Linked DNA regions of Mus musculus: all the other regions are linked to region 2. The links are chromatin loops, found by intact Hi-C in ENCODE. Cell type or tissue: left cerebral cortex. All regions are shown on one strand. Region 1 overlaps Gkap1 (G kinase anchoring protein 1). Region 2 holds the start of Idnk (idnK gluconokinase homolog (E. coli)). Region 3 overlaps Slc28a3 (solute carrier family 28 (sodium-coupled nucleoside transporter), member 3). Region 4 overlaps Kif27 (kinesin family member 27). Region 5 has its middle 2.9 kb from the start of 2210016F16Rik. Region 6 overlaps Gm38494 (a long non-coding RNA gene). Region 7 holds the start of Gkap1 (G kinase anchoring protein 1).

Region 1 (4,000 bases), 74 kb before region 2:
TGTTGCTAGGGCTCAAGAGGTGGCTCAGCAGTTAAGAGCACTGATTATTCTTCCAGAGGACCTGGGTTCAATTCCTGGCACCCACATGGCAGCTCACAACTTTCTATAACTTTAGCTCCAGGAGATCTGACAATCTCCTGGGGTATCCCTGGAAGCCAGGCATGAAAGTAGTACACATGCATACATGCAGGCAAAACACCTATATGTAGAAAACAAAATTAATGTTTTCAAAATTCTAATACTGTTTAAAAATAAAACTAGGGGTTGGAGAGATGGCTCAGCCGTTAAAAGCACTGACTGCTCTCTTCCAGAGGTCCTGAGTTCAATTCCCAACAACCACATGGTGGCTCACAACCATTTGTAATGGGATCTGATGCCTTCTGGTGTGTCTGAAGACTGTTACAGTGTACTCATATAAATAAAAATAAATAAATCTTTAGAAGAACAAAACAATACAGAACTTGAATTATAAATTATCAAAAAACTAAACAACTGAATTACTAAATTTGTTGACTATATGAAAAGAACTACTTTGTTTATTTTGTACTTTGTGTGTGTGTGTGTGTGTGGTTTTTTAAGACAGGGTATCTCTGTATAGCTCTGGCTGTCCTGGAACTCACTTTGTAGATCAGGCTGGCCTGGAACGCAGAAATCCCCCTGCCTCTGCCTCCCGAGTGCTGGGATTAAAGGCGTGAGCCACCACTGCCCGACTGTTTTGTACTTTTTAAGGTATTTAGGATAAAATGGGCTCTGAAGAACTGAGATATTTGTGACCGTATTGATTCAGCCTAAACAGCTCTGTACTGTTGCTTTCTGTCTCGTTTGTTAAGTAACTGTGAGAGCTGGGCGTAAGGAAATAGCTATGCTTTGATTTTGTGTGCTCATAAACTGACCGCCCAGAGACGTGCATCTTCAGTAACTAACGTGCTGTTTCTCCTTAACAGGGAGGCAGGAAGGGGAAAAGGAACTTCGAACCTGACCATTGCAGGTGATCGTGGCCTCGGAGGCCAGCACAGAATTCTTTCACACTTTTGCAGAAATGTGTATATTTAATGCTGTGCGACTGCTAAACTGCAGGTTTTTGTTGAAGGAACTAAAAGCAACTAGTTCACTCATAGTCTACAGTTTTATGTTCTTTTGGCTTAAAGTTAAAAGAAAATACAGAATACCAGCAGAACTTGATTATTGTTTTCTGTCCAAACTTCTTATGACTTTAGTTTTTCATCAGTCAATAAAATTAATTTACTCTTCCAAGAATCTGTGTGATCTTCACTGTCTCCTGAGCAATGTGGCACCTTTGTGTGCTAACCCCTACCCCTGAAGGACAGCAGCATGAGGACAGAGAATGTGGGCAGAGTAAGAACAAGCACTGGTTACATGAGCCTCCAAGAGTAATCACAGGGCTCGCGTGCTCCTCGGCACAGTAAGGAAGGTTCTATGAGGTGATGTTTACAGAGTAGTTTTCCTGAATATTTGTTGAAAAGCATTCCCAACAGAAGGAATACAATCTGGACTAGAAAATTTGCTTAAACAGTAGGCTGTCACAGCAACAGTGAGGAGGCTGGGAGAGGGGAGAGCAACAAATGACCCTTGATTGCTGTGGATTGTAGGATAGTTAGCTGCTTTAGTCTATTCAGTAGGACACAACTATAATTTAGTAAAGTTCTATCTTTGACCTTTGAGAAGATCGCTGAGTGGCAGGGGCACTGTGTGGTAGCAGAAGTGAGCATGTGAGCACTGACCGCTCTTGCCTGTGCCTGGTGCCCATGGAGGCCAGAAGAGGGCATCAGATCCCCTGAAACGAGTTAGGAATGGTTGTGAGCCGCCCCGTGGCTTCTGGAAACACACTTGAGACAGGCCCTCTGCAAGAACAAGTGCTCTTGCCTACTGGGCCATCTCTCCAGCCCCAGGATCCCATTTCTTGACAGGCTTTCCTTTTTGGTGGTGTTTTAATTTACTGAGATGGTACATGTCACAGCATGGGTGCAAAGGTCAGAGAGCACCCTGAGCCACCCTTCTCCCCTTCCACCCTTTGGATACTGGGTATCAGACTCGGGTCCTCAAGCTCAATGGCAAGTGCCCTTACCCACTGAAGCTTCTCACTCCGTTTCTTGACAGTTTTTGAGAAATAAACAAAACAGTGATAGAAATGTGCTGAACCACCGTCGTAATTGCTTACCTCTCTCTGCCTCCTCCCATGAGGTTCCATGAGCCTTGCAAAGAGCTAGGATTCATCATCCCCTGGATTCCCAGCCAGCACTGGTCTGTCGTACAGCATAGCATAGAGCAGGCACTACAGCAGTGTTTAATCAATAAAGAGGGCATTCAGGGAAAGGAAAAAACAAATGATAAAGTATGGCGAAAGAGTAGAAGCCTTGGAAGGTATTTTATGCCAGGCCTCTAACCATGGACACACACGCACGCGTGCCAGTGAGCAGGAAGCACACTGCTGAGTCACATGTGCAGCCCACTGGACCTTCATTTGAATAAGGCATGGCTGTTCACACAGGATAGCGATGAGAAAGGCAGTGTGCAGAGATAGTTGACAGTCCATCTGGAGCTTCAAATTACGAAGTCAATATAATTTGATAAGTGAAGGAAAACCATGAAAAGCTTACCTGGGAGTCCTGCTGTAATCAGGTTCTTAAAGGAAATTCAGTTTATGCCGGGTATGGTGATGCACAACTTTAATCTCAGCAATCGAGAGTCAGAGGCAGGTGGATCTCAGTTTAAGGCCAGCCTGGTCTGCATCTCGGTGGTGGGCGGATAGTGAGAGTTAAAGTTTCACAAATAAAAACAAGATTTCAAACCCGAGTGCCATTAATAACATACTTAGAAGCAGAGTGGGAGAAAGCAGGTTGCTGGCCAGTGAGGTGGCTCAGCAGGTACAGGTGCTTCCTGTCAAATCTGCTGGCCTGAGTTCAATCCCCAGGACACACACAGGAGAAAAAGGACAGAAAACTAACATATAAAAATCAGTAGCCTTCCTATATGCTGGTAACAACCATTTTAAAATTTGTAAGGAAGCACAAAAGACCCCGGAGTAGCGAAAGCAGGCCAGTATCTTACCTGATTTCTTGTAGTATAGACAGACCTACAGTGGCAAAAGAACAAAACGCCCCTATGAGTGGAGTAAAATAGAGGACCTAGCCATCAGCCCACAAGCGACAGCACCTGATTTTTTAGAACAATGCTGAAATACACATTAAAGAAAAGACAGCCTCTTCCCCAGACATTGCTGAGAAAAGTAGACGGCCTCAGTGGAACAAAACTAGATCCCTCCCTCTTACCCTGCCTAAAATAAGTCAACTCCAAATGCCTCAGAAAGAACTTGAGTGCTGAAGCTGAAATCGTTTTAGGAAAAAAAACGAGTACTTCAAGACAATCGCAGGCAAGGACTTTCTGAACGGTATTTCAGTTTGGGGAATAAGATTGACCACTGGTATCGACCTCCTGCACTAGGACCTTCACAGAAAAGGAAACAGCTTTTAGAGGAGACTGCCAAGTGAATGTATTTGTTTGTTTGTCTTAGAGGATTACTAGCTAGAATTGAAACAAGGTAGGCCGACTCTATGACAAGTTTCAAGTTGGCAGTTCAGGAGATTCAACCTAAATCTCTGTTTCCAAGAACTGGGCTAGTCCAGGCTAGCCCAGGCAATTCAATTACTGAAAACAAACAAAATAACAAAAAAAAAAAAAAAAATCCAGGCTTCAGGAAGCTAATCAGAAACTGCCCTGCCATCAGAAGTTGCCGGACACCTGGCCTAAGGCAAGGGCCATGGTTCAACTACAGTTTCCAGCCCCCTCCCCCATGCTCCAGTACTGGTTCTGGAATGTCCTTAGAGACAGAGCCACCAGATTAAGATAAAGGTCATGTACCCTGGAATTTCCCTAGTGTGCTTTAAATCAGGCCTGCGGACTCCTTCAGGTGTCTCCATCTTAGAAGATGGTAGTCCCCAGCATACTGGACTTGTGCCGAATAAAACACTCTTTGTTTTTG
Region 2 (4,000 bases):
GTGGTCCTGGAGTGGAATTCACCAGAACTTGGTGGTGGAGGGGAAGTGAAAGGACCCGGGAGGCGCTGACTTCCCTGTACGAGCACAAAGGAGCCTCTGCCCACTCGAGGACTACAGATTAAAAGTCCTGCAAAAAAGCTGTGGCAGGCTGCATCCAGGGAGGGCAGAGGTGGGTCATTCCTGGGGCTGAATTCACGGAGGAGGTTCAGATTCTAGGCTAACGGATGTGGAGGCGTCTTACAGCAATACTGGACACCCGTGGCCGATGTTACCTGGTCGCTCAGTGGTACCCCTTTCGCCATCTTTATCCGATTCTCCTCGGAGTGGTAATCATCGGCATCATAGAATTTCCATCCCAGCTTTAGGAACAAAAGGAAAGATAGACGTAGCGTCAGCATGATGGCCCCTGTGACAGCCACCAGGAGCTTCCTGGCAGGCAGGTGTAGACACCACTGGTCTGGGGCTGCCCCTCTCTCACTGATAGCTCTGATTTACCACTACCAGGAAGAAACCTGGATGACCATGTTGAGGTATCTGCACAAACATAGGCCAGAAGAAAGGGAGGAAGCCGTGGACAAGAACACAGTGGGCAAGGAGAGTTACCTTGGAGGCCAGCAGCGCACCCACAGTGGATCTGTGGAGAGAATACAGACATTGTTATTTCTGCCTAACACATATGAGTGCCAGCTGTTCTGAAAGAGTGCCTGAGAGATGCACAGCTGAGATTCAGGCTCCTTCATGGTCGCAAAGCAGACATGCCCTTAGCCATGGAGTCTAGAGACGGTCTTCACTGTCCTTAGGAATACTGGTGAAGGTGTATTAGCCAGAAAGCAATGTATCATATCTAACTAAAACTCTGAGCTAGGGGTGGTAGCACATACCTGAGATCCCAACACTTGGAGGCAAAGGCAGGAGGATCTCTCTAAGGAGATCTCTAGCCCACACAGGCTGTCTTATGTAGACACTGTCTTAAAAAATAATTCCACACACACACACACAAACACCAGGTAAAGGTTTTTTTCTCAATAATGTTTTGTAGCTCTGTGGTAGATATAAGAAGTGGAGGCAGGGAAATGGACAGTTGGTTCTAGACTATTGGATAGCACACGGAGATGCTAACTCAAAAACCCAAAACTAGCCAGGTATGGTGGTGCACGCCTTTAATCCCAGCACTAGAAATCAGAGGCAAGTGGATCTCTGAGTTCAAGGCCAACTTTGTCTACAATATGAGTCCAGGACAGCCAGGGTTCTGTTACTCAGAGAAACCCTGTCTTGAAAAACCAAACCAAACCAACCAACCAACCAACCAAAAATAATGAGAGAATGTTTTAGTCCCTACTGCATAAATGTTTATATTTTAAGAGAGAACACTGAATGAATGAAGAAAATTGTGCTTTTATCAAAGATTCAAGAGAGAGTTTTTTTTTCCTTTAAATACTACTGAGTTTATTTTTTTGTTGGCCAACTACTCCCCAGGATGGGACCTGCCCTGAAGTGTGGTTGATACATCCAATGAGAGGGGTTTAATAAAAAGTTTAAATGCCAGCACACTGTAAAGTTCGGAGGCCCGTAAAATCTCAAAGCACTGCTAGCTTACCAGATACACACAATGCTGGTAAGGTAGCACAGCAGTTAGACCACTGGCTGCTCTTCCGGGGCCTCTGGATTTGGTTCCCAGAATCCAGATGGCAGCTTGCAACCATCTGTATGGAACTCCCATTGCAGGTACTCTGGTGCCCTCTTCTGACCACCGTGTGCACTGCACCCTTGTGGTACTCAGACCAAAACCCCATAGACACAAGACACACCAACAGGAGCAGAGATGGATCCCGTGCCATCAACACCCTCCTCCATCTCTCCTGTAGAGTTCCCCTTAGTTTTTCACCCTGCAGTACCTGTCACTCAACTGAGTTCTCATTCAGCGCCTCTATCGACTCCCCAGCCCCTGAACTGTTTCCAAATCAGCCCAGTCCAGCCACTCCATCAGAAAACAAACACCGGTGATGCTCTCAGGCTTATCCCCCAGTCTCTACCACAAAGACAATCTGAGCTCGTACTATGGGCTTTGTGTGGTTCTGGACAGAAGTGAAAGGGTTTCTGGGTAGAGTCGTACAACAGCGGGGTTTTCGCCTCTGGGGTTTGTTTGTTCACTCTGTGGTGCTGGGAATGAACACACACACACACACACACACACACACACACACCCGGCACGACAATCAAACACTCCACCACCGAGTTACTCTGTTCCGTTTCACTTTCAGTTTAAAGAACCTTGCAGTTAGATGGCGTCTATCAAACCAAATGCCTACCGCTTGCTTGCTTACTTCTGAACCTTCCAACACTGGGCTGAGAAGAAAATGCACATTTTGCAGAGTTTTAGCAGCACTTTCATATTAACATTCCAGCCTGAGCAGGCACACGATCAAGCTTGTTTCTCACTTTTCAAAATCTATTTGGAAGAATCCAGACACTCACCTACTAGGGAGACCATGCACCCAGGCAAAGCTTTGTACAAAGACCCAGGGCGACGTTTGCCTCCTGGTTTGGGGTTCTCACCCTCCCACACTGTTCTGCGAGGTGCCACCAGGCCCAGGTTTGTAAGGCTGAGAAGGGTCGCTAGCCACGGTCCGCGGTGACCCTGGGGAGCAGCTGCCAGCGGGGCAGGACAGCAGGGGTCCTCAGCAGGGGCCGCAAAGGCATGGCTCCCAGGGCTCAGGGCCCACACAGCCTCCCAGCTCCCATCCGCCCGTCCCCCAGTCCCCCCAACGACCTACTTTCCGGAGCCGCTCACACCCATCACCAGCAGCACCCCGGGTGCCTCCATGACCGTGCTCCCAGGTCCTCAGCGCCCGCTTCCGGGGCAGGTTCCTCCCAGTTCCTGACGTCACGGGACACGCCCCCGCATCTCCAGCGCTGACCGCTGGGCGCTGCAGCCAGAGGACATCTGCAGGCATTTGCAGGTCATCATGTCCTGAAGCAAGGAAGCCACCGGGATGCAGGGACAGTGGTAGAAACAGACAGTTTACTCACAAAGACAGCAGTGAAAGGACACGGAGTGGGCCGGGAGATCTCTCTCTCTCTCTCTTCTCTTTCCTCTCCTCTCTCTTTCCTCTCTCTCTCTTTCCTCTCTTCTCTCTCCTCTCTTCTTTTTCTTCTTTCTCTCAACTCTCTCTTCTCTTTTCCTCCCTCTTTGCTCTTTCCTATCTCACTCTCAGCCCGCAGACCCCACCCCACTCTGGAAGCCAGTTCCTCTTGCTCCGGTTCCCCCTGTGCAAACAGCGATTTTATATCAGAAGACATCATTGGCTGTTATCTGCCCAAGGGGACAGAACGCAGACAGCTAAAACCAGCGGGCCACAGATCCATGCTCACGCGCACACTGAGGCCTCACTGACTCTCCTGGAGGGAGCCTGCAAAGCAGGCTCAGAAGGGACTCCCAGCCAGGACAGGGACAGGTTGCTCTTCCCCGTAGAGGCTTGTGTCAATGACACACAAGAAATGGCAACTGCGGTGCGGCTCTCGGTAGTGTTGGCCATGAAGACAGGTGCATGTGGGAGCTGGAAGTGAGCTGCAATCCACATGGATTTCCTCCTGAGAATAAGCAACACCATCTGAGCTTCTGAACTCTCTTAGTCCACGGGCTTCACCCACAGCGACCACCATCCAGAGCCGCTCTTGGGACAATGTGAAGAAGCAGAAGGGACTGGAGAAGCGTGGATGGTGTGTGTGTGTGTGTGGGGGGGTCTTCTGCATGTATGTGTTTGTACCATGTGTGTGCTTGCTCAAGCCTCAGAAAGCCAAAAGAGGGTGCGGATGCCCAGGAGTTACAGAGGGTTACAAGCGACCCTGGTCTAGTCTCAGCAGGAGCAGCAAGTGCTCTTAACCCTTGAACCATCTCTCTAGTCCCTTTAAAAAATAATTTTTATGTGGACAGGTATTTTTACTTTTAATACTCTCTGGGTCAGATGGTACCTCTAGATTTGAGAAAATCCCAAAATGT
Region 3 (4,000 bases), 430 kb before region 2:
GAGGCAGTTGGATTAGCTTTTTTCAGGACCACAGTTAGTATATGACATTCTCATCTTACGTTGGGAATTGAACCCAGTTCTCTGCAAGAACAGCCAGTGTTCTTAAGCACTGAGCCATCTCTTTGGCTCCCAGATCCTATTCTTCTGACCAAAGATAGGAGCTTCCCTGAGATCTCCATCTTTATACATTTTGTACATGAAAGCTGGAACCCAAAGCTTTCATGGTGAGGGCGCAGTCTACTAAGGCCAGGCTAGCTGCCTAGTGGAGCTGGGGAGGCAGGGTCACCTCAGCTGCTGTCCCAACAGCTCGGGTGGAGTGGAACCCCAAAGTGGACGCTGCACAGCAACACGCTGGTGTAGGAAGCCATGACGTTCATGTTAATATAACTAGGACTTATGACTTATGGGAAAAAGCAACCCTGTTAGAGAAACCTTGAAATAGACAGCTAAGCAGACAGTCCACACCTGCTTCTTGTTTAAGAATCTAAACGATAACAATGTTACTCAGCACAGGGCTGGAGCCTCGGCTCCTGGACACCTAGGTCTCTTCCACTAGTCTTCCGTACTATAGTATGGACAGCTCCAGAGGCAAACCCAAGACTTCCCAATGTGCAACTAAGGTGAAGGGGCTCCTATGCTCACGAATTTGTCCACTTAAAATTGTTCCTTAAGGGGCTAAAAAGATGGCTCAGAGGTTAAGAGAGCTGGGTGCTCCCGCAGAGGAACCATTGGGTTCTGAGCACCTCCAGTTCCGTGGATCTGGTGCCCTCTTCTGGCCTCCATGGAAACTACGGATGTGTGTGTGTGTGAAGCACTCACACCTAAAATAAAATAATAAACAAATAAATAGATTTTTGAGATAGGATTTAGCTATGTAGCCCTGGCTGTCCTGGAACTTACTTTGTAGACTAGGCTGGCCTTGAACTCACAGAGATCCACCTGTCTCTGCCTCCCGGCTGGGATTAAACATGTAAGGCAACACACCTGGAAAACTTCTTAAATAACTATTTCTTAATTTATAGATTCATTAAGCAGGGGATGGGAAGGGAAGACTTCAGCATAAGCTATTTTTGTTTTGTTTGTTTTTTGCTTTTTTGGTTTTTTGTTTTTCGAGACAGGGTTTCTCTGCAGCCCCGGCTGTCCTGGAACTCACTCTGTAGACCAGGCTGGTCTCGAACTCAGGAATCCGTCTGCCTCTGCCTCCTGAGTGCTGAGATTAAAGGCTAGCATGAGCTTGAGAAAAGCACAGCTCACTACACTCCCAGGGACCAAGAAGAAAGGATTCCCACAATGTATTAACTTTCCCCGACCTCAGTGTTTTATTTTTAACTGCTAATAGTGTATATACACTCTATCAGAAATATGTTTTAACATCTTTTAAAGTTTTATTCATTTTATGCATATGAGTGGTTTAGGCCCCTGCTTCATTGCTTAGAAACATACACGTGGTTCCCACGACTCCCCCACTGAGCCGGCGTACTTCGAGGTTTTGCCCTGAGGACAGGCATTCTTATAGGTGTTAGGTACAGAGGCGTCAGTAATCTGCTTAATAAATAGAACGAAATGTTGGCTAATGGGTGGTTATTAGCTTCTTTTACAGACCCACAGTTCCAATTTACAGAGAAAGAGAAAAGCTGGCTGTTTACCACCCACCCACCTACACCCACAATAACTCCTTTTTCTGTTTCAAATCCTCGATGATTTTCTTCCTGGAAATACAACGACCAAGCTGTAAACCACTGGACAGAGCAATCGAGAACACAAGGGAAACACACCCAGGGTTCCTCTGTGCGCGTGCAGAACAGGGAGCACTCCACCCCCAAATACAACAGCACTCTCCATGTTCATTGACTTAAAACCCCCATTCTCAATTCCTTCAGCAAAGATCTCAGGTGCTGCCAGCAGGGGGCATCAGAAGGCTGCAGCCTACAAAAGAGAGAAAATGAAGCTGGCTCCACCAGTGAGAAAACCCCAGGGTTCTGCAGAGAGCCAGAAAGAGCACACTGCTGTGTGAATAGACGCCTGAAGTTCAGGGTGGTACGACCTGCCGAGGCGCGCGTGTGTAATTAGAGACCCTGGTTTATTCACTCATGTAATCCAGCATCCCAGGCCCTGTTGTTTTCAATTTAGCGTTAAGGAAAGTGTAAGAACTCATGAACACAGGAGAGAAGTAGAGTTCCCAGGGCTACACGTCTCTGCCCTCTTTCCGTTCTCTGTATAAACATACATTTCCTCCCACTACCAGGAATTCTGGGGAGACCCATCAGAGGTGCCACATGTTACAGGGAGATTGCGGTGCCCTCTTGTGGTTTTAATCTCCTTGCAAGAATTTCAAGATGGGAGTGGCAATGCTCAATCCAGGACTCAGGACTCAGGAGACAGAGGCTGTCAGATATCTGTTAGTTCAAGGCCAGCCGGGACCACATAGTGAGTCCAGGCTTCAAAATAACAGAGGAGGAGGAGGAGGCAGGGGCAGGAAAAGGGAGGAGGAAGACAGAAAAGGAGAGAAAGAAAGGAAAGAGGGAGGGAGGGAGGAAGAGACAGAGAGAGAGAGACAGAGAGAGAGAGAGAGAGAAGGAGGGAGGGAGGAAGGGAGGGAGGGAGGGAGACTTAAGAACAGACCCATAAGGATGATTTTATTAGAGTTTAAGATTAAAACTCCATGAGAGCCAACTGTAAATCTCGGTCTACTGGAAGAGAGAGACGCAGCCATGACAACTTCGCAGGAGCAGCATGTGGGCAAGCAGCCACTCTGCCAGAAGGGAACTTCTGAGAAAGCGGGAAGTGTTAGGGAAATCATGGGCAGAAGCACAAAAAAGAGGGAAAGAAAAAGCAAGGTTTTGCTTCTCAAATTTATTCAGATTTAGGAAGCTGCGGCGTGATGCTGGGGCTCTGTATGCGCCCGCGCTAGGGCCAGGAATTCTGGGGTTGACGAGTATGCTATCTCATTAAAGGGATAATTATTTCTTCTATCGATTGAGCATGGTTTAAAGGTCGATCTGCCTTCCTGAGGGGTGACTGACCTGCCCAGCTGAAACATTAGGACCCCAACCTGGTAAAGGCCGTGCATCAGGGCCTAAGGTGGGAAGCTGCAGTCCTTCCTCAACGTGCAGCACATTGGTCGGTCCCATCAGAGCAAAACAAAGCAAGGTTCATCCTTTTTCCTTGGGCCCATCCTTTTTCCCTGGCACTTCCTTGAACCGGGTGCCTCATCTAAACACGGAGTCTGGCTTCTGCCACTCTTCAGGACTCCCCCCGGAAAGGGAAGGACCCTTGTGTTGGGCTCTGACACGGTGTTTTTCACTCTGCTTTTTCCTAGGATGAAGACCTTGAACGGCAGAACACTCCAGGAAACAGCACAGTCAGGAACAGAGTTGTACAAAGCGGGGAACAAGGACACGCCAAACAGGTAGGGCAGGTGTGGAGGATGATCAAGGACCTGTTACCATGGAGAAAACTGCACTGCCTGTGAGTGTGGTTAGTGTGTCTAGGGCAGAGCCAGAAAGAAAACACGCGCACCCTAACAATGAGACTTCACTTTTGCAGACCAGCCACAGACTTCCCCAAAAAGGGAAGCCATCTCAAGGCAAAAGGCCTAGGCAAGCATGGACCCTCAGCTTTGTAGCCCCAGTTACTAAGAGGCAGAGACAGGAGTCAGGTCTAGCCTGGTGTGAGACTTCCTGTCAAATACAAAAAGCACCGGTATGCTAAGGGAGGGAGGCAAGAGAGGCAAGAGAGGTGCCTCTCCCTTGGTTCCATCGAACCTAAATCCTTAGCTTGCACAGGTCTTGGGGGCTTTTGATGGTGGTGGTGGAGAGTTTTGTTTTTTTTTTAATTGTTTGTTTGGAAGGAACAGGGTCTCATGTGACCCAAGTTCACATCATATTCAATATGCGGCAGAGGATGGCCTCGAACTCCTGATGCCCTGGCTTCAGCATCCCAAGTGGTGGGATTACAGACGTGGACCACCATGTCTGGCAAGGAGCTCCATGCTGCTTCA
Region 4 (4,000 bases), 130 kb before region 2:
AATAATATTTTTGTTATCAACAATCAATAGTTCTAAAATAACTTGACCCAAAATTTGAAAGTTAGAAAGTTATATAAAAGAAATACTTATTTCTAGCTGTTTTTAAAAATAATTTCTGGGGCTGGAGAGATGGCTCAGATATTAAGAGCACTGACTGCTCTTCTGAAAGTCCTGAGTTCAATTCCCAGTAACCACATGGTGACTCACAACCATCTGTAATGAGAGCTGGTGCCCTCTTCTGGCCTACAGGCATACGTACAGGCAGATCATAAATCTTTTAAAATTTTTTATACCTAGAGAAAATAACATATAGATAAGCATATTCTAATTTATAATCCAGGGCTTAAAGCAACTGAGTTTAATCTCTGGTACTGGGGAAACAAAGAGGAATTTATTGAAACCCCTCCAAACCAGAAAATATGAGCTAGCCTTAAATCTTCACCTAGAATTAGAACAGATACAAAGTTGCCCATAGGCAGTGGCTGCTAACGTTTGCCATCTATGCTAGTCACTGGGAAGCTTAGCTTAGCCTCTGGGCTGCCGTTGGTGCCTGGGGAAGGCAGCCAGGCCTCTTACTCTCAGCAGCCACATGTCAGACAGAGACAGACTCTCAGCCAAGGCTTGGGGAAGCCCACTAGACTCTGTCCATTGGTATTTATTGTGTGTGCATTTATGTAGGGATGGGGGTCAGAGGACACAGCATGCAGCGGCCAGTTCTCTCCTTCAGTGGTGTAGGTCATTTTAAAGCCAAGCTCCAGCTTAGATTCTGTCTTCACAGGGCTGAAAGAGCACTGAGCACTTGGAGGGGGTGTGACACCCTCTCCTCGCCCCTCAGGCACTCCTCACACATGGATTATACTCATGCATAAATGCAGGTAATATACATAAAAATAACTAACTCTTCAGGCTAGAGAGCTGGCTTAGCAGTTAAAAGCAGAGCCTAGGCTTGGTTCCCAGCACCCACATGGCAGCTCCTGACTGCTCTTCTGAAAGTCCCGAGTTCAATTCCCAGTAACCACATGGTGGATTACAACCATCTGTAATGAGAGTCGTCCGTAACTCTCGTCCCAAAGGATAGGACACCTTTGCTCTCCTGGCATCTTGCATACACATTAGGTGCACAGACAGACATGCAGGCACACACCCATGCATAAAGTAACTAGTGAATTACACTAGACTTAAAAAGTGATAATTATTTCTTTAAAAAGATTCCAGAGACACACAAAGTACTCATAGGCTTATAGAGAGTACCAAAATTACTAGGGGATTTTTCAACTTTAATGGGTTAAAGCTGTTTATAAGAGAATCAAGACTGCCCCTGAGGCACATGTCTGTCTGTCTGAAGAAATCATTAAGCAGGAGTTTGCAAGTACCACATCTTTAGTGAGAATGATGTAGTTTGTAGGGTGCTGTGGCAAAAATACCTGATTTTCAGAAGACGGTGTTTGCTTGTTTTGTCTTGTGTCCGGTTCTCTGTAGATCATGATGCTGGAGATGGAGTTCTGAATCCAGAAGAGACGACTGTGCTTTCTGAAGAACTAAAATGGGCATCTAGAACTGAAAATACAAAGTTGAATGGAAGCGAAAGAGAAGTAGACAATTCTTCAAGCAGCTTAAAAACCCAACCACTGACCCAGCAGATTCCAGAAGATGGCCCAGACTCACTTCCAGCCCGTAGCTCGATAGCGCCCTCCAGTGGCCAACTGCAGAGCATTGCCGATAAAACAGAGGCCCGTCCCTTTACACACTCTCAGAGTCCAGTACCACACCAGTTCCAGCCTGTGAGAAGTATAGGACCGCTTCAGGGGGTCAAGCCTGTCAAACTGTGTCGCAGAGAATTACGTCAGATTTCTGCCATGGAGCTGTCATTGCGGCGATGCAGTCTTGGAGCTGGGGGCCGGTCAATGACTGCTGATTCCCTTGAAGACCCCGAAGAAAACTAGTGATTTCAAAGCCCAGGCACTGAACAATAAAACTTCTAATTTAGTAAATGTGTGGAAAGATGCCTTTTCTGACTTACAGAATTAAACCTCGGGGTAGCGAGCTCTTTCCTGGGACACAGGAAAGGGGGTTGGCACCACTCCTATGTATGACAGTGTATGTGGGGGCTTTGTTATTTCATAAATGCATTTTTGAGTGCTTGTACATTGAACGATTTCTACTTGTGTGTATAAGTTCCTTTCCTGACATATTTGCTTTATTTTTATGTACATTTAAAGAACAAAATTAAGACTAAAACACCCTTCGGATGTATATTATTCTATAATATAAAGACATATTATAGAAGTACATTATAACCCATAGTATTTGAATGTTAAAATGCAAGTGTGTTGCTATTTTTAAGCTCCAGATAAGCCCTGATTGTGCCAGAGTTACCTACCTAATGAAAATGTTTGCCAGAATTAAGCCTGTGAGCTGAGGTGCATTGCAATTGTTAGAACTTAGCGAGGCAGCCTTAACTCTAACATGGTAGCTTTCATTTTTATAATTATTTTTTATAGAATGCAAATTTTCACCTTTATCCTGTCCTACGCATTCTACATTACCTCTCAGACAATGCTAGAACTGAGAGAAATGTCTGCAGCTTCCTGGACAGGGGAACTGATCACAGAGCAACACACGTCATTAATCATCCCAAGGAAAGAAGCTGTGTGTGCGTGAGCGGTGTGGCCATGTGGGGTGTGTGGGTGCCGCATCCTCTGATTACACACACACACACACACACACACACACACACACACACACACACACACACACATATATATACATACATATACACACATACACACATATACACACACATATATACACATACACTCACATATAGTCATACACACACACACACACACACACATGTCTGATGATTTCCAGCCTTGTAGGCTCAAGGGCATCGGGGTATAAATATGTACATGAAATCTTGCTAACATATCTCTAAGTTTTTCTGGATCAACTAAATGAGCAATCAGTTCTTTCCTACCATATTTATCTATGACAGGCAACATCTCATTATAATGTCCTGAAGTATTGTTTTGTTTCTTTTCCATACCTTCATATTACACCAAAGCTGGTTCTTAGACTAATCAGAGCCAGCAGCAAAACCACCATATGGAAGCCTGCACAGCTCCCACTGAAGTCTCAACACCTACTTCCTCACTGAATCCATTGTTTAAAGTGTGCCTGTGTCTATACATATACACACATACACATATTGTGTGTGTGTGTGTGTGTGTGTGTGTGTGATGACAAAATGTAAGTGCCTTCAACACAACCTAACAGTTATAGACTAGGTGAGTGTGGTGCCACATGTCTTTAATCACAGAAGTCTGGAGGCAGAGGCAGAGGCAGGTGGGTCTCTGTTCTCCTGGTCTACACAGCAAGGACAACCAGGACTATAGAGAGAGACCCTGTCGCAAAAAACAAAACTATCATATATTAGCAAATATCTTTTTATTAATGAAGGTCCTAATATAAATTTAAGATTAAATAGCATGCTTTGTCTTAATAAGCAGTTTATAAAAACTTTTCACTAACAAAGCAATAGTTACATAAGACTACAGTGATTTCATCAGATGATACAAATGTAAACTGGCTACCAAGTAACAAGGGCTATTTGTTTTCTATTAAACATTTCATTTGGATCTTGCACATGCTTTGATAAATTTCATTCCCATACTCAAAAATATATAAATAATGTCCCAAACAATGTAATCTAGGTGTAAACAATTCATTCTAGTTAGGTCGGCTTGCCTGTCCTCGAAGTATAAGGAACCTCCTCCCCACTCTAAGGACAGTTAAGTTTTGTCACTTGGGTTTCCCATGGGATGCTGCTGGTGTGTGCATGTATGTGCTTGCTCATGCATATTATGCATGTGTGTATATTTATGTATGTGTGCATGTGTGTGTGTGCCTATGGAAGTCAGAGAGTAGAACTAGGTGCCGTCCCTTACTACTTCGCACATGATTTTTTAGAAAGGGTTTCCCACTGAACCTAGTCACTATT
Region 5 (4,000 bases), 230 kb before region 2:
ATGCAGAGAATATAGTTTTGTACACCACCACCAAGCCTGGCACAGTTATGAGATACTACAGTATTATTAGCAATATTGCAGTGTTTCTCAAATTGCATTATTAGAACCAACAAAAATAAAGGTGCTAGTTAATCAAAACCATGGGCTAGCAGTCACTTGTCACACAAGCCTCTGATACTGAGTATAGTCCCCAGAACCCACAAAGTTGTCCTGATCTCCGCTTGTAGAGATGATCAGAGTGCTCATACACATACAAAAAACTTAAATTGGTTTAACAAAAGTGAGATTTCAGTGTACGTTTAAAAAGGTTTTAATACAAAGGTTTACTACATAGCACAGAAGAGGTAGGAACAGGAAGGAATTGGAAGACTAGCCATGGCTACATGTGACCCCTTCAAATGAAGTAAATAAAACTATATCTCAACTAAAGCAGTTTGTGGAAGGACTACATTCCTAGGTGTGATGATGAATACTGCCTATGGGAGATAGTCTACATTGGGTAAATTGACATGAGAAGACTCAGCTAAAATACAAGTACCCCTTCCTATCAAGTCAGACTGAATAAAGAGAGGAAGTGAGCTGACCATAGTCATTTCTGCTTCCTGACTGCAAACAGTTGAGTGGCTAGCTCAACCTCCTGCTGCCATGATAGACTCTTCAAATTAGGCCAAAAGAAGTACTCCCAAGTTTTCTTGTCAGGTGTTTCATGACACCCATAAGACACCCATAGTAATGAACATGCTATTTCTCTCCCACCCACCCCTTGTGAGACTGAGTGAGGGCCTGACATGGAGGGCAGAGACTGGTTTTTGTTTGTTTGTTTTTTTCTCCTTCCAGCTGGTTTTTGAGGCAAGGTCTTTTCCTGTCTCTGTTGCTGCACTGTGTACTCCAGATGACTTGTTATGTGTGTATATATGTTCTCAAGCATGTGGCTTGATCTCTATATAATATCTGGGAATATTTGGGACCCTAAACAGCAGTTATAAAAGTAGGCACTGTCAATTTCATTGTACAAACATGATTTCTTCAAGTTTAATAATTTCATTTAAGGAAAAAAAAAAATCTGACCTGAAGACAAACTCAGACAATTATGTCTGAGAAGTAGATCCATGAGTACTGAGCTAGCCCCCAGCCCTCTCCTGGAGTGTATTTGACCTATCCTATTTGTTTTCTGAAAACTTTCCTTACTACTTTACAGTATAAAATATAGTATAATAAAAATTTTTTAAATGAGGAACTAGTCTGAGTTGGGGTGGCTATATTTGCAAATATATTGGAAAATATAAAATGTTCATAGGGCTGACTGATTTTGTCTGGGTGAAGAGATACTGAGATGGGTAAGACATACCCTTAAAGATCTTCCTCTGTGGGACATTTCCAGAAACTAGAAGATAGGAAGACTAAATGAATGAAGTACTCAATGACTTAATTCAGGAATGGATTCAGAATTTAAGTAGATACAGTGGTAAGACTGTGGAAGATGATGGTTAGGTGGAAAACGTTGGCTGCTTTGAGGGGAAGGAGAGAACATGTGTCTTTGAGTTTGGTTTGTAACGATTGGCCTTGGTCATCCTGCTTTCACCTGTGAAACTTTCTTTTATCCTCTGGTTTCCTTTGTTTCTTTTGCATTTTTGAGACTGGATCTCTACATAGCTGTGGCTGTCCTGGAACTCACTATGTAGAGCAGGCCGGCCTTGATCCTACAGAGATTCCACCTGTCTCCTGCCTTTCTAGTGCTGGGAGTAAGGCATGTGCCCCACTACATGTGACTTCTAAACTATTGAAGTGCTTGCCATAGTCTATCATTACAGAACGTAGGAGCACGAGCAGTAACCGCCGTCAAGAGGCTGCTGTTTAGAGCTTCTGAATGATGCCCATCTTTGATGAATGTCAGCTGAACTCCATAGCAAAACTTTCGTAAAAGCCAGTATAGATGGCAGATAAAATCTTGATAACGTCTAGTGTGCACTTGGTGCTTTACCCTCCCAAGCCAGAAGAGGGCAACATCACCCGGAGCTGCAGTTAGAAACACTTGTGAGCCACCATGTAGACTTAGGAAGTAAGCCCAGGTTCTCTAGAAAAGCAGCCAGTGCTCTTAACTGCTGAGCTATCTTTCCAGCCACTTCTCAGGTTACTTGTCACTATAAACTTGGGAAACTTTCCTGGCTGTGTCCCAGAGGTTCCCAGAAGTTGTGTTCTCCTTTTCACTTGTCTCTAGGAGGGTTGTTTTGTTTTTAAAAATCTTCCTGGTTCCTTGAATGATTCACTGTTCAAAAATACATTTTATAATATGGATTTTGTCATTGTTGTTGAGGTTTTGTCCTGTGATACTAGTTTTAGAGAAGGTATCATATCCTGATGAGATTTTTAAAAATGTGTATTTTTGGTCTGTTGGGTGCGATGTCCTGTATATTTCTGTTAAGTTACTCCATAATGTATTTTAGCTCTGATGTTTATTTGCTTAGTTTTTATTTGGGAGATGTAACTGTAAAAGCAGGTCATTGAAGCTCCCACTATTCCTGTGTCAATCCCTATGAAGCACTGTATATACTTCAAATTATGTGCTTTATGAAACTAGGGATTACAACATTCAGCCTATGAAGTATTTCTCTTGATAAATCATTCCTGACATAATATGTGGTATCACCCTTTTTATATTTTCTAGATAGCTTTGGTTTGACATTTACTTTATCTGATATTTGCTTTGTAATTTATTTTACAGTCTTTGATTTTTTTTATCATTGCTAGCAAAATATGTTTTAGGACACAGTATATTACTGGCTTTTGTATTCTCTACTGAATTCTATCAAACTTTCAAGGATGATCTCATACCAGTTCTATTCCATAAAATAGAAAGTGAATGGACACTACCAAGTTCATTCTACAAATATAGTATTATTCTCACACCAAAACCAGGCAAAGGAATAACAACTTAAAACTACAGACATCTTCTCTTTAATGAACATAGACACAAAGACTCAACAAAATACTTGCAAACTGAATTTAGAAATACATTTAAGAAGATCAAATATTATGACCAACTAGGGTGTTTTATGGAGAGGCAAGTTTGACTCAACACAGGTAAATGAATAAATGCAATACACTATATAAACAAACTTAAAAACAGAAACCACGTACATAATCTCACTGATGAAAGGTCTTTTTGACACAGTTCAACATGGCTTTGTGGTCAAAGTGCTGGAGGTGTTAGGATAGATTGGCTCATGCTTCAAACTAATAGAGGCTCTATTACAACAGACCTATAGCCAAAAATCAAGTGGAGAGAGCATCTGTTCTCAATTCAGGAATGAGACAGGGCTGCCCATCCTCCTTAGTTTTTCAGGATACTCTTTGAAGTCTTAGCTATGGAAATAAGACCAAAGTAAGTGATAAAAAAGGAAACAGGAAAAGAATCGAACTATTCCTACTTGCAAATGATGTGTTTCTATACTTATAAGACATTATAGAGGCGTTTGAGAGATGCCCTCAAAGTTAAGAGTACTGGCTTCTCTTCCAGTGGACCCAGGTCTGAACCCAGTACCCATATGGCTGTTCCCAATATCTTGTAACTCCAGTTCCAGGGGCTCCAACACCCTCTTCTAGCCTCTGCAGGCAGCAGGCACACACATGGAACACATACATGCATGCAGGCAAAACATTCATACACAAAATAAAAATACTTTTTTCTAAAAAGACCTTTATGGAATCTACTAGGAAACTCTTTAATTAAAGCAAAATTGCAGGATAGAAAAATCAGTATTTAAAAGAAAAAACAAAGCCGCGTATGGTGGCCTATGCCTTCAATCCTAGCACTGAGAAGATAGAGGCAGGTAGATCTATATGAGTTTGAGTCTAGCTGGTCCACATAGTAAATTCCAGGTGATCCAAGGCCACAGAGGCCTTGCCTCAGAACAACAATGAGAAACGCCCAGATAATAAAAACATACTTTCATACTGATTCTGCATCTCCAGGCATCTTTTCAACATTGACCAATGTATC
Region 6 (4,000 bases), 380 kb before region 2:
TCAGGTGACTCCTGAGATTCATGACATCCACAGCCTCATGCTTGCCTCTTCTCTGCCTTTTTGGATATCTGGGCTCAGGGATGACATTGTCTCAGCCCCTGGGCTCTGTAATATCTGACTCCCCACACTCTCCTGTCTAAGGAACACACAAGCAGACTCCTGTCTATAGATGTCTAGAGGACCCTCCTGCACCCTTCACACACCCTGCTGTCAACTTCACACATGTGAGTACACCTTTTGGGGACGTTGTGGAAATGGAGCTACTGAAACGTAGGACACAGTCACTTGCTGTTTCAAAAGGACAATGCTCTCCATGAAGATTCAGTCGAGTGCCAAGATTTTACTAACACAAAGGAAAAAGTGCTGCGGTGTGGCTTTAATTTAAACTTCTCTAGTTAAGTGAGGTTATACATCCCTGTCTTTGTGTGTGTGTATGAGCCATCTGTAGTTCATCTTCCAGAACATTCAGCTCTAATCTTCATCCGCACCTCCATTAGATAGACAGGCCACTTCTAGCACATAATTAAGTTCCACTTGTTAGAGTTTGTGGGCTTTTCAGTTTTATTTTACTGACCTAATTAGCATCTGATGCTTATCTATCAGTCAGTCTATCTCACTATCTCCCATCTGTCTGTCTGTCTGTCTGTCATTTCTCTACCTTACAGAATTAGCCTTAAAGATTAAGTGAATTCAGAACACTAGGTTCACAGATGTGTCTGTCCAGTAAACTTCAGGGATCAGCAGCAATGACTCTTCATCTTCTATAATCACAGACAAGGTAGGGTTAAATCCTGATATTCCACAGAGTAAAGAACTTGCAGTTCACCCCTGACTTAGTAGTTCCCAAGCTGCCTCTGTGAATACAGTTCACTCCCTTCCCCCAGGCTCAAACTTCCCATTTCCTGCTGGCTGAACTTCCTCACACCTGCCTCCAACATGGCTAACCCCTCCCACCTTGCTTCTTTAAGGACTTCAAGGGCTCCCGCACCTGAGAACCAACAGAAGGAAAGGGGTTGGGGGATTGGAAGGAAAAGCCTTGTTTCCAGGGCATTTGGGAACCAAAGCCAACTGTAGCATCCTCCCGTTGCTAGGATACAGATAGACTCTGTATAGAGTCCCTGCCTGGAAACAGAGAGAGGGAGACTAGCTTGCACCAGTTGCTATGGTGAGAAGGGAAGTTCTCTCCATGCCCATTGGTTCCGGGCATGTCATGAGGCCAGAGCTACTTAGAGGCTAAAAGCACCTCATCGAATCACCCCGCTTTAACTTCATGCTTAGTTGTGTGCATCCAGTCCCAGGGCCTTACAAAGATTGGTGAGGAGAGAAAGAGGGCGCTGATCAACTCCGCAGCCTGGAAAATCAAGTCTTTAGAGAAAACTCCATCTTTTCAAATACCTGCTTCTATACGGTCCTCAAGCTAACTGCACTTTGAAATATTAGACCTAGGGCAGTTAGCTAGCACTGCTAGCCCAGTGTTTGTCGAAATGTTATCCCCCAGCCATCTGCTAAGTCAGCAGCTTTGTGGGCCGAGGAAGGACAGACGGGGGGGGGGGGCAATCTGTAATTTTTGAAATAGTGATTTTATTTATAGTTAGGTGAGGGAGGGCAAATACTCTCATTATGAAATTGCTCTTATATCATTATATTGAGTCTGATGGTGCGCCCTGTGAGCTTGGTGGAAGTGTTCCTTCTTCATTTCATGTACTAAGGGTAGAAAGGTCACTAGGAGTCCGCTGGCCAGGGTTCGCACCCCAGTTCCACTAAGTAGCCTCATTGCAAGTTACTTAATGCTTCCAAGCCTAATGATCTGGCACAGGCAGACGCCGAGAACCATGGTAAAACATGATTCATGGCTGACAGACCTTTGGTGACGTTCACAAAGGTCAGGTTTAAGCTGTAGAAAGGAAAAAGCAGGCACATCCAGCTCCAGGGCCACCGGAAACAAGGAGCCTGCACAGATGGTGCTCAGCGGCAAGGCCCACAGCTGGCCACAAGAGGGCAGACTGACCCCAGGGAGGGCCATGCCATATAACTTCACAGGGAGCACCGCCTTTATCCTGGTCTTAGGCCTGACTGACATCTGACCCCCAAAATAACAAATTAATAACACCCCAACCAATATCGGGCCCCAAATCAAGTTGATGCCCCAAATCCTGTAAACACCATTCTTTTGTCTAATTGCCTGGCTCAGATGCGAGACAGTGGAACCCAACTACCAACCTTCACATTCGACTATGGTCTCATTCCAACACCAGTGACTAACCGCATGAATCCAGTTTTCCAGTGTAGGAAGGGATCCTGAAACTCTGAAAGCTTCAAGCCACTCTCTGAGATCCCCAGAACTCTCTTATTATGTATGTTTCCTCATAAAGAGGGGAAATATCTCCAAATGCGTTCTGGTTCCTACCAGTCTCCTCGCCCCAGAGCTGCCTTCCCCATTTCTTTCTCCGCAACGGCAAATACTTAAACATGAGGGAATTTAAACAACTTCTTAGCTTTCTACAGTCTTATAGAGCCGTGAGTTACTCTATAGTTAGATAGTAGCCTTATCTGTCGTTGTCGTCCCCGCCCCAGCCCCACCCCCGCAGCCCCCACCCCAAAGAAGAAACTGTTACAGCGGAGCAGATAAATGTGCCTAAAATGACTCAGCAAATTAGTTCAGAATGGATGCTCAGTTTTTTTTGTTTTTTTTTTTTTGTCTCTTGGGAACTTCAGTGGTCTATTTAACATGTCACAATTCTTTACCCTAAAGGCCAGAAAACCAGGGTTGGGGAAGGAAAAATGTCAGTGGCAGCTTGTGCTACGTGACAGTTTGTTGCCTCTGTGAGAGGCTGTGTGACAGACACCCTGTCCAAGGAGCGCTGTGGCTTCAGCAGAAGAAACACTCAAACCATAGAAAAAAGCCCCCAAGTGATCCAGCTTTAAGCCCTGCAGAAAAGGGCCTCAGATCACAGCCCTCACCTGGGTAATGAGAGACTCTGGACACCCTGAGGGCTCCTCTCCAACACGTGACTATAAAGTAAGACAGCTCTTACCCGACGGAGCAAGCCCATGGCCTCTAAATGAGCAGCCCCGGGGAAGCCACTGTGCAAAGAGAGAGGTTTCTCTGGGGATCTTCGCAGTTTGCATTCCTACCGCATACAGTTTTTATTTTCTTTTCTTAAAGATGTATTTTATTATATATAAATTCACTGTAACTGTCTTCAGACACACCAGAAGAAGGTATCAGATCTCATTACAGATGGTTGTGAGCCACCAAGTGGTTGCTGGGATTTGAACTCAAGACCTCTGGAAGAGTAGTCAGTGCTCTTAACCACTGAGCCATCTCTCCAGCCCCAGATCAGTTTTTAAAAAGCAATAAAGGGAGCTGTGTCCCAGTTGGCAGTAGCCAGCCCCTCCATGTCTGATCGACTGTGACAAGAGGACACTCTGGGGTCTGTGTGAGTTCTCTATGTGATGCACAGCAGTGGAATTATCTAGTGTTACGTTTTTCTGAATATGTCTGTCACTGGGACATATTATTGTACTGGGCATAAAAGTGAGTCACTGAGTCGATGCCATGTGGTTTAAACATCAGACCACACCATCTGGTAGAAAAGACTCACTCTTTACAGAGTCAGCCAGAAGAAATGTTTTTTTTAATCAATGTTTTCATTATTGACAGACACCAAACCTCACCACCTCTTGCTCTTAACCCTTTACATATACAGACGGGTTTCTCCTTGGTTTCCCAGATCTTGTCTAAATTTATCCGAAGAAAAAGCCACTTTTCTCAGATCAAATCCAATGACTTTACCAGACGTACAAAAACCCTGTGAGGTGCAAACTAATACATTTAACATCTTGATGTAGTGGCAACACAAAGGTCGCCATAATATCACCATGATAAATTGTCAATATAAACAGTATTGAATACCAGAGGATGTGATGCCAACCAACCATACAAGAGACAAGTAGAAGTGCCTCCCTGCAGAGTCATGTGTGTGCATGTGTGTGCACT
Region 7 (4,000 bases), 110 kb before region 2:
TGCCTGGTCTACACAGGACTGCCAGTTTTCAATCTCTAACATCTGCAGGAGTTACAAAGCAAAAAAAGCCTTCATTTCTTCCTTCAAACTTCTAAATCCTAAAACATCAAATATTGCCTTAAACATCAATCCTTACTCTTGGAACTCAGCCATCCCTCACCACCGCCGCCCCCCTCCCTCATTTTTCAGTCGTCTCTGCCACTTGTCAACACCTCCAATCTCATTGTGGAACGCAGCGTCCAATGGCCTCCATCCAAGGCCCCGAGGTCTCCCCGCAAAACCCCACCTCTTCCCAGGCCAAATCCAAAAGCCTCCTCCCTCGCGCTGCCCCAAAGATGCTCGCAGTCCTCGGATCCCGAGTAACATTCTCTTTTTCCACCGGGCCCTAGGGTGATCTGGCGTCTTCTGCGATTCTTTGCTTCGCTCCCCACTGTGTCCCCCACGTCTACACCCGCGGCGGTGACTCGCGCGGGACATCGCCGGGCAGCCCGCACGGCTGGGCGGTAGCGGACGGGTTTGCCGGTAAGCCGCTTAACTTTGCAAAACTAAAGCGGCCCCGGAGGTGCTCCCGCGGGAACCCAAGGCCGTCCGGCTGTTTGCATCTCGTGCAGCACCGCCCTCCCTCGCCGACTGGAGGTCCGCCTCCGCCCCCGGGCCTCCCCACAGCCTGGCGATCCCGCCGCGCGCCGCCCGCGGCGGCCTAAGCCTCCTCCCGGAAGGCCTCCCACCTTCCCGGCTCCGCGACCCCGAGGACCGCGGAGCCGCCGCCTACGCGAGCCGTTTGGACCCTGCGCGGCCCCCGTAGCGCGGCTCCTCCAGCAGGTGGTTCTGGTCCTCCGCAGTCCGTCCCCCGCGGACCTCTCCTCGGCGTCAGCGTCCGCCGCGCTGCGACCCTCGGCAAAGAAGTCCCGCGCGCCGGCCGGCCACGGCGGGCGCCAGGCTTGCGGGTCCGCCCCGCCCCGCCCCGCCCCGCCCTCCGCGCGCCGCCGCCCTCCGCGGGCCCGTTACTGCGGACGCCCCGCGGCCCGCGCCCAACGCCCGGGGGTAGCGCGGGAGCGGCGGGGAGACGGGAGCGGCCGCACCGCGGCGAGGGAGGCCCGGTGAGTCTACGGAGCCTCGCAGCTCGTGGCTGAGGGGACGCGGCCGAGTGCGGCCTGAGGCGGGGAGCGGAGCGGAGCGGAGCCGAGCGGGGCTGAGCCGAGCGGGGCCGGGCGGCGGGAGGGCCGCGGAGGCTGCGGGGGAGTGCGGGCCGCAGGCCTGGTCCGCCGCGGCCGGCCGCGGGAGTGACAGCAGGTGCGGCCGCCCGTTCGGGGCTCCCCGGGGCGCCCACCCGACGCCGGTGTCGCTTGCAGGCTTGGACACCGCGTCTCGGCAGCGGCTGGGGCTCGCCCAGCCCGCCGCGCTCTTTCTCCGGGTACTTCGCGAACAAGTTTTGGAGCACCCGGAACTGCTCGTGCGTGAGATTTGGCTTCGGTTCCCGAAGGAGGAGAGAGGGGCTGCTCGCCGCTCGCCTTCCCTCCCTCCCTCCCAGCAGCCCGAGGTAGATGCGCAGGCTCTCGCACAAGCCCCTGCTGTCGGGGCTTCCAGCAGCTATGCGCGGCGGCGGCGGTGGCAGCGGTAGGGTGCCAGCCTCGGGGTGTCTGTAAACGCGGAGCAGTCGGGGCAAAAGTTTATCCCATTGTCTGCCCCGCTCCCTCCACTGGCGACATTTCTCAAGGGATGTCGGTGGAGAGTTCTAGCGAGAGGCAGAGGCGCTGGAAAAACACAAGCATTGTTCTTCAGCCTCGTCTGTTTATGTGAAGGCGCTTGCGCCCGCCTGTCACGGGAATGAAGTTAAGCTGTAGCTCCAGAAATACTGGAGAAACTGCCGAAAGATGGTAATGCTGTATTGAGAATCTTCCTAGAAAGCCTGGGGTTTCCCTACACTAGCTTATGCCACTAAAATCGGTTAGTCTAAGCCTCTTTAATGTGATTTTTCACTAAAGATCGAAATACACCTGTTTAATATTAACCCTAGGGGCTTCTAGCAATCACTCTAGAGCGAGAACCTACACGTGGATCAGAGGGACGTTGTGTGCAAGTGAAAATCACCTTTGCACTTCATGACTGAATTCCTTAGTACATGTCTGCAGTTTGCTTTTTGTTTTTGTTTCTAAGAGTTCACAACCCACAGAAGTTGAGAGCTTCGGATTAGAAAAGGAAGGCTGCACCTAACCAGTGTGTGTGTTGCGGGGGGGGGGGGGGTGGGGGGGGGTGGTGGAGCTCCGGGTATGCCTTTAAGTTTATGTCATTTTCGATAAGTGTGTTGGAAGCAAAAGTTTCAGGACCGTTGGTCCTCGATCCCTGTAACCTTAAGTTCTAAGAAGTCAAAATGACAGTCAAGCAGCCAAGAAGATGAGGGAGACCAGGCCATTCCTTTTCCTCTCATTTTGTAATTCGTAGGGACAGTGCTTGGCATCAAACCCAGGGCCTCTTGGAGTCGCAAGTCCTCAGTCTGTTGTGTTTGATCTGTTAGAGTCCACCAAGGCCTCTCTAGCTGCACGAACTGGTGTACACCTGTATTCCCAAGACTCAGGAGCCTGGGACAGGAGGATTGAGAGTTTGGTTCCAGTGCAGGCTACATGGTGAGAGAGCTGCCCTCTCAAAGCATATGGCCATATTAACTGATGACATTGACATTGCATAGTTCCGTTTTGGATCAAGCTAGGTGGTTGATAGTGTTGATCGACACAGTCACTACTGTTCATTTTTTAAAGGGCTGAAATTATGTACTTAAGTTCCCCCAGGCTCAATTCTTTCCCGACACTGATGTCATAGAAGAAGGTGCTCATGATGGCAGTGGCCCTTCATAGAGACCAAGGCCTCAAGAAAACAGGTCATTCATTTATAAATCTTGCTAGGCGTAGCTTGGCCTGTTCCTTAGTAGCAACAGTTTATCTCACACCCTCACCTTTTAAAAATCAGCAGTTTGACACAAAATCCAAAGCTTCCTACAAAAACAAGATTCCTAGGGGGAAAAAGATGAGTTGTGGAAACACTTCGTTGTGACGGTGCTGTTAGTTAGATGGTGTGTGCTCTCCACCCTCAGTGTTCAAGTTCAGAGCACAGATTCCAGTGCACACTTAGGTATGGCACTGTGTGATTGGAGAATGTAATTAAGCCTCAGTCAGTAAGCTTGAGGTCATGATTAACTTATTTAATGTTAATAATGTTAATTAATGTTTCTTCTTCTTTTTTTTTTTTTTTTTTTGCTGAGACTGTTTTTTACTGTGTAGCCCAGTTTAGCCTTGAACCTATGACCTTCCTGCCTTATCCCTTCCAGTACTGAGACTGCAGATGTGCCCATTACAACTGGCTGATATCTGTGCCAAGTCCTTGATTGATATATATATATATATTTGGGAATACAAAGAAGAGACCTGTGTTGTTCAGCATTTTGTAAATCAGGACAGTAGGGAGCTAGATACAGTGGTAGCTGTTGAAAGAGTCCATGAAGAACAGAATTAAGTGTAAGTGCAGGAACATTAACGAGAAGGCAGATCAGAATTGCAATGGGGCTAAATTTGAAGAACGGAGAAGTTTTAAGTGGAGGAGACAGACATTCCAGACTCCAGGAACAAGTGAACACTGAGCAGTCTGTTTTCTCGCAGAACAGGGAAAGTGGGAGAAATCACTGTAGAATGTAAGTGAATTACTTTTTTAATAAAAATATAGCCATAAATTAATCCAGCAGCTGTATTTCTTTGCTTTATTCCAGTCCCCAATAACCACACAGAGTAACAATATTGATTTAAAACTAGTTTTCAGTAGCTGAGCAGTCAAATGATCAGTTTTTACTTTTATGCTAATCTGGCTACCTCCCAACCCCATCCCATGATACATGCATAATATTACTGATGTGGCTTTTTGGGCTTCGGGTATGTTTCCATGATCTCTCTCCAGACCCCTTCCTTATGGCTTTGAATCCTCCATCCTCCTTGGGCTGATCTGCATCTCTTTA

The links. Hi-C counts contacts between places; a loop is a spot of excess contacts. Peaks named below come from ENCODE experiments on the same cell type or tissue, not always from the same donor. Only the 100,000 strongest peaks of a DNase experiment are listed, where the experiment ranks them.
Region 1: a loop joins it to region 2, with 8 times the contacts of the local background. A loop is called at or near these places in 12 of 42 quality-filtered maps.
Region 3: a loop joins it to region 2, with 4 times the contacts of the local background. A loop is called at or near these places in 12 of 42 quality-filtered maps.
Region 4: a loop joins it to region 2, with 2.7 times the contacts of the local background. A loop is called at or near these places in 4 of 42 quality-filtered maps.
Region 5: it touches region 2 in a loop (6-fold over the local background); 25 of 42 quality-filtered maps call a loop at or near these places.
Region 6: a loop joins it to region 2, with 2.5 times the contacts of the local background. A loop is called at or near these places in 21 of 42 quality-filtered maps.
Region 7: it touches region 2 in a loop (2.1-fold over the local background); 4 of 42 quality-filtered maps call a loop at or near these places.

Annotation. Positions count from the first base shown.
Region 1 is chr13:58,230,603-58,234,602 of GRCm38, reverse strand. It overlaps Gkap1 (G kinase anchoring protein 1), which reads left to right. Exons shown (of 12, transcript NM_019832.4): 12 at 945-1,254. The coding sequence ends at 992. Among named protein-coding and RNA genes, the nearest start is that of Ubqln1, 17 kb to the right of the region's middle. In left cerebral cortex, a CTCF peak has its summit at 1,774 (motif pointing right); a DNase peak (open chromatin) is centred at 1,806.
Region 2 is chr13:58,156,511-58,160,510 of GRCm38, reverse strand. Idnk (idnK gluconokinase homolog (E. coli)) reads right to left here and starts at 2,862. Exons shown (of 5, transcript NM_198004.3): 1 at 2,775-2,862; 2 at 604-634; 3 at 273-359. The coding sequence starts at 2,824. In left cerebral cortex, CTCF peaks have their summits at 1,742 (motif pointing left) and 2,931; DNase peaks (open chromatin) are centred at 2,372, 2,889, 3,363, 3,486 and 1 more place; H3K4me3 peaks cover 1,871 bases; H3K27ac peaks cover 1,187 bases.
Region 3 is chr13:58,587,591-58,591,590 of GRCm38, reverse strand. Slc28a3 (solute carrier family 28 (sodium-coupled nucleoside transporter), member 3) reads left to right here. Exons shown (of 18, transcript NM_022317.3): 2 at 3,320-3,409. Among named protein-coding and RNA genes, the nearest start is that of Slc28a3, 21 kb to the left of the region's middle. In left cerebral cortex, CTCF peaks have their summits at 764 (motif pointing left) and 1,906 (motif pointing right); DNase peaks (open chromatin) are centred at 1,921, 2,256, 2,763, 3,433 and 1 more place; H3K4me3 peaks cover 293 bases.
Region 4 is chr13:58,285,736-58,289,735 of GRCm38, reverse strand. Kif27 (kinesin family member 27) reads left to right here. Exons shown (of 17, transcript NM_175214.4): 17 at 1,480-4,000. The coding sequence ends at 1,943. It overlaps Gm26555 (a long non-coding RNA gene), which reads right to left. Exons shown (of 8, transcript XR_873524.3): 2 at 1,425-1,557. Among named protein-coding and RNA genes, the nearest start is that of Gm26555, 13 kb to the right of the region's middle. In left cerebral cortex, CTCF peaks have their summits at 237 (motif pointing left) and 1,691 (motif pointing left); a DNase peak (open chromatin) is centred at 1,686.
Region 5 is chr13:58,386,109-58,390,108 of GRCm38, reverse strand. No RefSeq gene overlaps it. Among named protein-coding and RNA genes, the nearest start is that of 2210016F16Rik, 2.9 kb to the right of the region's middle. In left cerebral cortex, a CTCF peak has its summit at 1,991 (motif pointing right); a DNase peak (open chromatin) is centred at 1,998.
Region 6 is chr13:58,541,359-58,545,358 of GRCm38, reverse strand. It overlaps Gm38494 (a long non-coding RNA gene), which reads left to right. Exons shown (of 3, transcript XR_382518.4): 3 at 142-388. Among named protein-coding and RNA genes, the nearest start is that of Gm38494, 3.1 kb to the left of the region's middle. In left cerebral cortex, a CTCF peak has its summit at 1,994 (motif pointing right); DNase peaks (open chromatin) are centred at 1,152 and 1,996.
Region 7 is chr13:58,271,174-58,275,173 of GRCm38, reverse strand. It overlaps Gkap1 (G kinase anchoring protein 1), which reads left to right and starts at 986. Exons shown (of 12, transcript NM_019832.4): 1 at 986-1,100. Gm26555 (a long non-coding RNA gene) reads right to left here and starts at 323. Exons shown (of 8, transcript XR_873524.3): 1 at 1-323. In left cerebral cortex, no CTCF peak of the experiment used is centred here; DNase peaks (open chromatin) are centred at 313, 678, 1,069 and 1,606; H3K4me3 peaks cover 1,977 bases; H3K27ac peaks cover 389 bases.